Regions from separate parts of the Homo sapiens genome. Here region 1 is linked to region 2. The links are chromatin loops, found by intact Hi-C in ENCODE. Cell type or tissue: heart right ventricle. All regions are shown on one strand. Links, peaks and the distances in the headings refer to the core of each region. The heading gives the core; the rest is flanking DNA. Region 1 overlaps DCAF6 (DDB1 and CUL4 associated factor 6). Region 2 overlaps ADCY10 (adenylate cyclase 10).

Region 1 (4,402 bases), core at 216-4,215, 180 kb before region 2:
ATTTTGTGAATGGACTGAAGAGACATGAGCACATGAATAGGCTGAGGGGAAGATACCAGCAGAATGAAAATTTAGTAGAAGTGAGGGAGGATGATTGAAGGGTTAGGTCTGCAGGAGCAGTTTTGGGTCATAACCTATAGGATATGTAGGTCTGGGTGTAGATGACTTGAATGGAGGTGGATACTAGAGTTAAGGAAGAGCAGAAATTAGACTGGATGGTCAATAACTTGCAGTGAAATTTAAAATTTGGAGTGAGAGGCCAGAAGCCATTTCCTTCAGGGCTACTTTATGCTACTATGTGAGCTACCCATGATGCTCTCAGTCATTTCTGCTTGAAGACTAACTCCTTTATTTGTGTAATGAGGTTCCACTGATCAGGAGCGATAACGACTGGAGGTAAAAATAAAGTATAGTTGGCCCTTGAACAACACAGGTTTGAACTACATAGATCCACCTATATGTGGATTTCCTCTGCCATCCCTCAGACAGCAAGACCAACGCCTCCTTCTTCCTCGGCCTTCTCAACAGTGAAGACCTTTATGATGATCCATTTCCACCTAGTGAACAGTAAATATATTTTCTCTTCCTTATGATTTTCTTAATAACACTTTTTCTGTAGCTTACTTTATTGTAAGAGTATAGAATATAACACATAAAATATACAAAATATGTGTTAATTGACCATGCTATCAGTAAGGCTTGCGATCAACAGGCTGTTAATGGTCAAATTTTTGGGAAGTCAACAGTTACACATGAATCTTCAACTGTGAGGGGGGCTGGTGCCACTAACCCCTGGGTTGCTCAAGGGTCAGCTGTACCGTGGAAGGAGAAATGAAGGAAGTCCTTCTATGTGATTCTATCCCACACAAGCAAAAAAGGAAAAGGTTGTTAAATCTAGAAAATATAGAAAAATAGTCATCGTATGCTACAGGAGAGATTGGAAAACTGTGGGTCAAAGTAGCAAGGCATTAAATAAAAAGTCAAATTCAGGGTATCTTAAAACAACCAGTTTCTTTAATTAGAAAGCAACAAACATGCAAATGGCAAGTGTAGAAATTTATTTGAACCAACATTTTCACTATGATGAAAATTATTCTTCAACATTGATCCAAGCTCCCACATTTGAAGGTTAGGGAAAATATTGCACTTTGCATTTTCTAGCACTCCTCATACACGGCAAAAAGTTTTAAAAACATTCTGCTAGTTTTGTTTTATACAATCTCCCAAATTCATGCACACAATCATTCCAAACCAATGTTAGGTTATCCCAAAAAAAGGGAAAAACTCCAAAAACCATAACCTTAAAATTGCACTAAAGCTCTGTAAAGAAAAAAATATAATAAATGTCTTATACAAATTTCAGAACATTTAAGTGCTTGCCAAAAAGAGTTTATTATTCCTCATCCTCATTTTCATTCTCTTGACCAGAGCCTTCTGATCTGTCACCCTCCAACCGGTCTGGAAACACAGATAAGAGAATCGCAAAGAGAAATACTTTTAGTAATTACAATTATTAATATTTTTCAATGCCTTTTATTTAAAACGCATTAAAAATCAGTTCACCACTATGTGTGGATGTCTTTAGAGGCAAATAAAAGAGTAAAGAAAACACAGTATTATTAGCTTTGATTATGCATGTTATTCTAAAACATGTAAAAATGAAAAAAGAAACCCACTCCTAAAATCTTGATATATTATGTTCTACTGCAGTGGTTGTCAAACAGTGTTCTTTGGAGTCTAGGTTTCTAAGGAGGTACATCAGGTGCTGCAAAGGGGAGTGAGGAGGCAGCTGTGTGAGAGAAAATATGTGGACGATTGTTGAGGATTTGTGTAATTCTGTTTGTAAAAAGATTTTTTTAAATTAAATACTATGTTCCAGGCATTGTGATAAAACCTGAGAATACAATGGTGACCAAAACAGATGTAAATTTCTGGTCTCAAGGAGCTTATTTAGGTTAAATACTCAAGTGAATATAAACTTACAAACTGGTGAGTACAGTATGCTCGTTCAAGTTTTCAGGAATTACACTTGCTATTCCTCTGCTTGGGATACTTTTGCCCAATTCTTTAGCTATAAAGGTTTACTCATCTCAATACAACTATTATACCCTTGGTGAAACTTTTCCTGGACATTTCCAAACAGGCTATCTGCAGAATTATGAACTCCCTCCTCCACATTCTAGAATATCTTATATGAACTTCATAATGATGATCCTAATTACAGTAATAGTCGTTTGCATGTCTTCCTGCAGACCAGATTGAGAGTTCCTGGAGGGCAGGAGTTACTTCTTTTTATCTTTATATCCTCAGAGCCTAGTATAGGATGTTCAATGAAGGTTTACTGAATAAATGAATATAAGTTTTATGAAGGTAAGATACATTACATAAGGGTATTGTGAAGAAGGCAACAGCATAAAATCACTACCATCACTGAGATGGAACTAGGATGTTTCTGCCCCAGAAACATTTCCACATAGTAACATGGAAAATATTAAGGTTAAGCATAAGGAAAACAGTTCAGTCCCACTGTCAACAGCAAGAGAAGACTGAATCCTGAGATTTTATTTATTATCTACACAGGATTAAATGCTCCCACTGGATCCTAGGTCAACAGCACCAAGAACAGTACACTGAAGGGACTATATGTCCCTTTTAATTGTTTAATTGTCCAAGTGAATTAGATTAAATCTCCTCTATGCCAACTCTAATCCAATGTCAAACCAATGACATAATGTATGTGTAACCTTTATAACCTTAATTATACAAATAGGTATTGAATACAAATAAGTATTCAATTCCTTACTGATCTATAAAGGTCTATTCAAATCTTATTTTGTTCATTTATTTTATAAATATGTATTCAATACATATTTATAAAATAAATGAACAAAATAAGATTTGAATAGACCTTTATAGATCAGTAAGGAATTTAAACACAGTAGAAGAATTTCTGACCAATAAAAGGCTACCTAAGGGATATTAGTATAAAAAAAATTACATTGTTTTTATTGTGTGATACTTTCAAGAGAGAACAAAACATGAAGTTGCTATTCTACTTAAGTAGGGCTCAGGAATGGGAATCCTGAGTATGACTGAATATATTCAAGAAACCTATCCTGTCATGTTAGAGCATGATGAAGCAGTAACGGCCTATCTCAAAGTTGGCAGGCTTCTTACTCAAATTTCTTTTGGTTGTCACATTATAAAGAAGATGGGATAATAGAGAGTTAAGAAAAAAATGTCACAGCCTTTAAATCAGGGAGTTTGCAGTAGAGGTTAGACTTTTACACTCAGAGGCACACAATAAAGAGACAAATGAGGGCCAAGAGTCTTACGATAGGTCACAGAATAAGTGACAGTGGCTTCTGAAATGAGGAAAGCAGAATAGTTGTTCTCTCCTCAAATTCAATTCATTTAACTGATGCATAGTCACCTCTTCCAGAATGTAAGCCCAACTTCTCAGAATTAATTAAATCTTCTGTTCATGAAATGCTACTGAAGTAGTAAGGCTGCAAAGCAGTTAACACTTATACAAATCTCTGGTTGGCAATTATAGACAAGGAGGTCTGAAGAACAGTGTGTTCTCTTAAATAAAAACTGGAAATAAGAATCACTTCTATGTATACTGTTTTTCTTTTTCTTCTTTTTTTTTTGAGACCGAGTCTCGCTCTATCGCCCAGGCTGGAGTGCAGTGGCGCGATCTTGGCTCACTGCAACCTCCGCCTCCCGGGTTCAAGCGATTCTCCTGTCTCGCCCTCCCGAGTAGCTGGGACTACAGGAGCGTGCCACCACACCCGGCTGATTTTTTTGTTTTTAGTAGAGATGGGGTTTCACCATGTTAGCCAGGATGTCTATGTATACTGTTTTTCAGAAGTAGCAATGTCAAATTGCTTTTGTAAATAAGGTTTACATTTGTAGAAAGGTTCCTTTTATTCTGTTAGAATATTTCTTCAGGAAACTGGGGAAGATAATGATATGAAGAGACACTGAGTTTGCTGCAGAGGGAGGGAAGGTAGATAAGAAAAAAATTTCCCAATGGAAGCCTGTGTTTCACAAAAAACACTGTTGTTTTATTTTCCAGGCTACCCTTTACAAAGAATTTATTTACTTTCTTTAAAAGAAATAATACAAATTCATTGTTAGCTAGAGATTTGATACTAGATGTGTACTTATTTACCAGAATACTCAGTATTTGTTAAGCAACTACTATGTGGTAGGCACTGTTTTAGGAGCCTAAAGACCCAGCTGCAAATTAAGACAAACTGGGTCTCTGCTCTTTATAAGCTTACTTTCTAAGGAGGAAGATAGACAACAAACAAGGTACCACCTGTATTTTTCTCCTCTAATCTGTAATAAGACAATAAATAAAGAAATTAAAGCTTAAGAGTGATAAGTACTTGAG
Region 2 (4,402 bases), core at 312-4,311:
CCCTGTGGAGGGTGGAGCGAAAGCAGCTGAAAAACATTATCACAGTGGTAATTAAATGTAGCCTGGAGATCCATGGATTGTTTGAGACCCAGGAGTGGGAAGAAGGCCTAGACATCCGAGTCAAGATAGGTAAGCATTTGAGAAGGAATAAATCCTACGGCAGCTGGGATAGGGTCTTGACTCCTGGGGCATCTCTCTCTCCCAAAGAGAAGTAGTAGAACATGGTGGCTCAGCCCCATGATGCCCTGAACTTTGGCATCAGGACAATCAGAATGTGAATTTTGGCTTCCTCACATACCAGTTGAGAGAATTTGGGTTAATCATAATATCTACCTAATAAGCTATTACAAAAAGTAAATTAGTTGGTATGGTAGTTAATGCATAGGAACCACCCAATAAAATAGTCTTTATGACTGCTACTGCTGTTATTATTATTCCATCTTGCTGCTTGTCAAGGTTGTGCAGTATAAAACAAAATAGAGACTAGCTTGCCATTACATAGTTTCAGCAACGACATGAGACTGGTCACCCCCTACCTCATAAGAATGAGGTGTAGGAAAAGCTTAACAGGTCAGCCTGCAACACAGCTCCAGCTTTACACAAGGCTTCTTAAAGTTATACATATAATATAGTAATAGTCACACATATTTCCTTATTACATTGCAGACATTACACACTATGCACGTGCAAACATTACGCACACTATATGACAGTCCTGAGATACAGGCATCATTGTATCCATTTCATAGATGAAAAATGAGATTCTGAGAGGTATAAGTAATGAGTAACAGAGTTATGGTTGGTGCTGTTGGTGTTAGCTTCCGCCTAACTAAACTTTGCAAAACTTAGAATTCTCACATGTCATACCTGATAGGATCATCAGCAGTTATACAATTAACTGTTTCTCAGCCTTCTTTAACCTAGGCCCGCTTTTGATGTTGTTAAAAATTTCCAAATAAGGCCAGGTGCAGTGGCTCACACCTGTAATCCCAGCACTTTGGGAGGCCAAGGTGGGTGGATCACCTGAGGTCAGGAGTTTGAGACCAGCCTGACCAACATGGTGAAACCCCGTCTCTACTAAAATACAAAAATTAGCCAGGCGTGATGGCGGGTGCCTGTAATCTCAGCTACTTGGGAGGCTGAGGCAGGAGAATTGCTTGAACCCAGGAGGCGGAGGTTGCAGTGAGCCGAGATGGCGCCATTGCACTCCAGCCTGGGCAACAAGCGTGAAACTCCATCTCAAAAAAAAAAGCCCAAATAAGTTAAATATTTTGTTGAAAAAAAAATCAAAGTTATTATAATACTGAATATTTTTTCTAAGTTAGTACCCAAGGAGTCTGATGTGTTATCCTTCTTGAGAATGATGGGAACCCAGCCCCCTCTTGCATGCTGATTGGCTGTTAGTGAGGTGGGTCCCAGCACCTTTTTTTAGAGTAAGTCCAAACATCAGTGTGTTTCAGATAGAAAACAAACTGTATGTAGAATCAGGGGGGAGTCAGCCCTGACAAATCAGTATAGCAGAGAGCGAAGATAAAAAATAAACATTGATTGTATTACAGTCATTTGAAAGAAATGTGTGTCACTTACAGTTCATTTATACATATATTTTGTGTACATGTCATATTATACAATATCTTCTTCTGTCACTTAGGTTCCAAAACTTTCATTTACCAACTTAAAAGCAATGAGAGAAATGGTTGTTGGGATGGGATGTGTAACTGTCAAATGCATACTTCCTTTCCCCCACCCTTTGTTGTCTAAAATTCAACCCTAAGGGATTATTTTTAGTTACAGCTTCAATCTCTGCTAAAATGCAAATTCTCCCAAAATAAGAATTATTAAAGGTATTCCCTGTTGCCCTTAAGTATACATAATTGAAGAAAAGGTAAAAATAACTTTGGGGACTGGTAGGACCATGTAGTGAGATAATGTTACAGACAGGCAAAATTTAGTGGTAGAACTTTCTAGCTTTGGAAGAAGGGGAGCTTTGGAAGGCCCGAGCCCAAAAGAGGTATGCCATAATTCCTATGTAAAGTTTTAGAAGTGAGATTTTGCTCTGAGATAGTATAGTCCCACCAAGATTATGGTTTTTCCAAAAACCTGTGCTGCTGGGAAATAATCCAGAACTTCTTGTGCAAACCTATTCCTTGCCTTCTTGCCAGGACTGGCTGCTGGCCACATCAGCATGTTGGTCTTTGGAGATGAAACACACAGCCACTTTCTGGTGATTGGTCAGGCAGTGGACGATGTGCGCCTTGCCCAGAACATGGCTCAGATGAATGATGTTATTCTGTCACCAAACTGCTGGCAGCTCTGTGACCGGAGCATGATTGAAATTGAGAGTGTTCCAGATCAGAGAGCAGTTAAGGTGGGTGTGATGCTGCTACTTACAGAAAGTTCTGCCAGCCTGTAACAGAGGCCCCCTGCCAGAAGAGTCACTGGGCACGCTGGTTTCATAAAGCTCCTGGGCTGGAGATTGGGATGGGGTCAGTCTGGGTTAGGCTACAGAGGCTTTAGTCCAGGGCAGCTCCTCTGGGAGGAGCCCAGGCTGGTGAGCTTGAGGAGGAAATGATTAGGCTTCTTTATGGGTAACTGAGGATATGGAATTTGGGGATTGAGGCCTTTTGAGGGGCTAGCGACCTTGCTTAAGGAACCAGAAGGGTCTGCCGGTTCATCCAGGAGCAGAGGGGAATAGTTTTAAAGGCTGTCATTGACCCTCACTTTCTTTACCCAACACCCTCCTAACCCAGGATGAGGGATCACTGAAGGTAAAGGTTGGAGTTGAGCAAGTGCGGCGAAGTTCAGTGATAGAAGAGAGACTTCTCTTCCTGTGGCTCTGCCTAGTAGAAAACATTGTGGTTAAGTTGCAGATTGACTATAAGCAGAACTGTCCCTGGGATATGGACAATTAAAAAAGCTGTGCTTTGAGGGTATGAAAGTGGAAGAAAGGTGTGCTGCTAGATGAGCCAAAGGAATGGGACTACGCGGCAGAAAGAAAGAAAAGACAGAGAATCCGTGCAGATGCTGGTCAAGATAGGAGGCACTCCCACACTCATGCATCAGCCTACAACCCTCACCACCACCACCCACTCCTCACTCTTCCAGCAAGACATATCCAGCCTGCATGGCCTAGCTGGCTTATAGCAATAGCCCATTCCCATGCTCTTCAATCATTCTTTTTTTAAAAAAAAAAAAACGGAGTCTCGCTCTGTTGACCAGGCTAGAGTGCAATGGCGTGATCTCGGCTCACTGCAACCTCCGCCTCCCGGGTTCAAGCAATTCCCTGCCTCAACCTTCCGAGTCGCTGGAATTACAGGTGCCCGCTACCACGCCCAGCTAATTTTTTGTATTTTTAGTAGAGACGGGGTTTCACCATCTTGGCCAGGCTGGTCTTGAACTCCTGACTTCGTGATCCACCCACCTCAGCCTCCCAAAGTGCTGGGATTATAGGTGTAAGCCACCACGCCCAGCCTCTCTTCAATCATTCTTGATACCTTTAAAAATTGTTTTAACTTTGAATTCATGTTAGACTTACAGAAAAGTTGAAAAAATAATACAGAGTTTCCATATATCCCTCACCTACCTTCCCCTAATGTTAACATCTTTCATAACAAGACTGCAATAGTCAAAACCAGGAAATTAACATTGGTACAATACTATGCACTAGTTAAAGACCTTATTTGAATGTCACCAGTTTTCCCACTGTGGTCCACTTAGTGGAATGTTCCAGGACTGTATGCATGATCTCACATTGCATTTTGTTGATTTTTTTTTTTTTTTTTTTTTTTTTTTTGAGACAGAGTCTCTCTCTGTCGCCCCAGGCTTGGAGTGCAGTGGCGCGATCTCGGCTCACTGCAAGCTCCGCCTCCCGGGTTTACGCCATTCCCCTGCCTCAGCCTCCCAAGTAGCTGGGACTACAGGCGCCCGCCAGTACGCCCGGCTAATTTTTTGTATTTTTAGTAGAGACGGGGTTTCACCGTTTTAGCCGGGATGGTCTCGATCTCCTGTCCTCCTGATCCGCCCGCCTCGGCCTCCCAAAGTGCTGGGATTACAGGCGTGAGCCCCTGGCGCCCGGCCTTGTTGATATTTTTGATGTAGTCTCCTGCAGTCTGCAACAGCACTTCAGTGGTTCCGTTGTCTTGCAGTGACCGTGACACAAGAGAGTTGCCAGCCGATGTTGTCACACACATCTCTGGTTAGCACTGCCTGATGCTTTCTCTCATCTCTTCTGCATCTCCAACAACATATCTCTCTCTCTCTCTATATATATATACATATATATATATTTTTTTTTGAGATGGAATCTTACTCTGTCACCCAGTGGGGAGTGAGGTGGCATGATCTCAGCTCACTTCAACCTCTAACTCCCAGTCTCAAGCGATTCTCCCACCACAGCCTCCTG

What was found. Hi-C counts contacts between places; a loop is a spot of excess contacts. Peaks named below come from ENCODE experiments on the same cell type or tissue, not always from the same donor. Only the 100,000 strongest peaks of a DNase experiment are listed, where the experiment ranks them.
Region 1: it touches region 2 in a loop (3.0-fold over the local background); 2 of 110 quality-filtered maps call a loop at or near these places.

Annotation. Positions count from the first base shown.
Region 1 is chr1:168,072,427-168,076,828 of GRCh38, reverse strand. DCAF6 (DDB1 and CUL4 associated factor 6) reads right to left here. Exons shown (of 22, transcript NM_001198956.2): 22 at 993-1,458. The coding sequence ends at 1,394. Among named protein-coding and RNA genes, the nearest start is that of GPR161, 62 kb to the left of the region's middle. In heart right ventricle, for the core only: no CTCF peak of the experiment used is centred there; no DNase peak of the experiment used is centred there.
Region 2 is chr1:167,897,389-167,901,790 of GRCh38, reverse strand. It overlaps ADCY10 (adenylate cyclase 10), which reads left to right. Exons shown (of 33, transcript NM_018417.6): 5 at 1-129; 6 at 2,163-2,368. It also overlaps a transcript of DCAF6 not described here. Among named protein-coding and RNA genes, the nearest start is that of ADCY10, 15 kb to the left of the region's middle. In heart right ventricle, for the core only: no CTCF peak of the experiment used is centred there; a DNase peak (open chromatin) is centred at 2,330.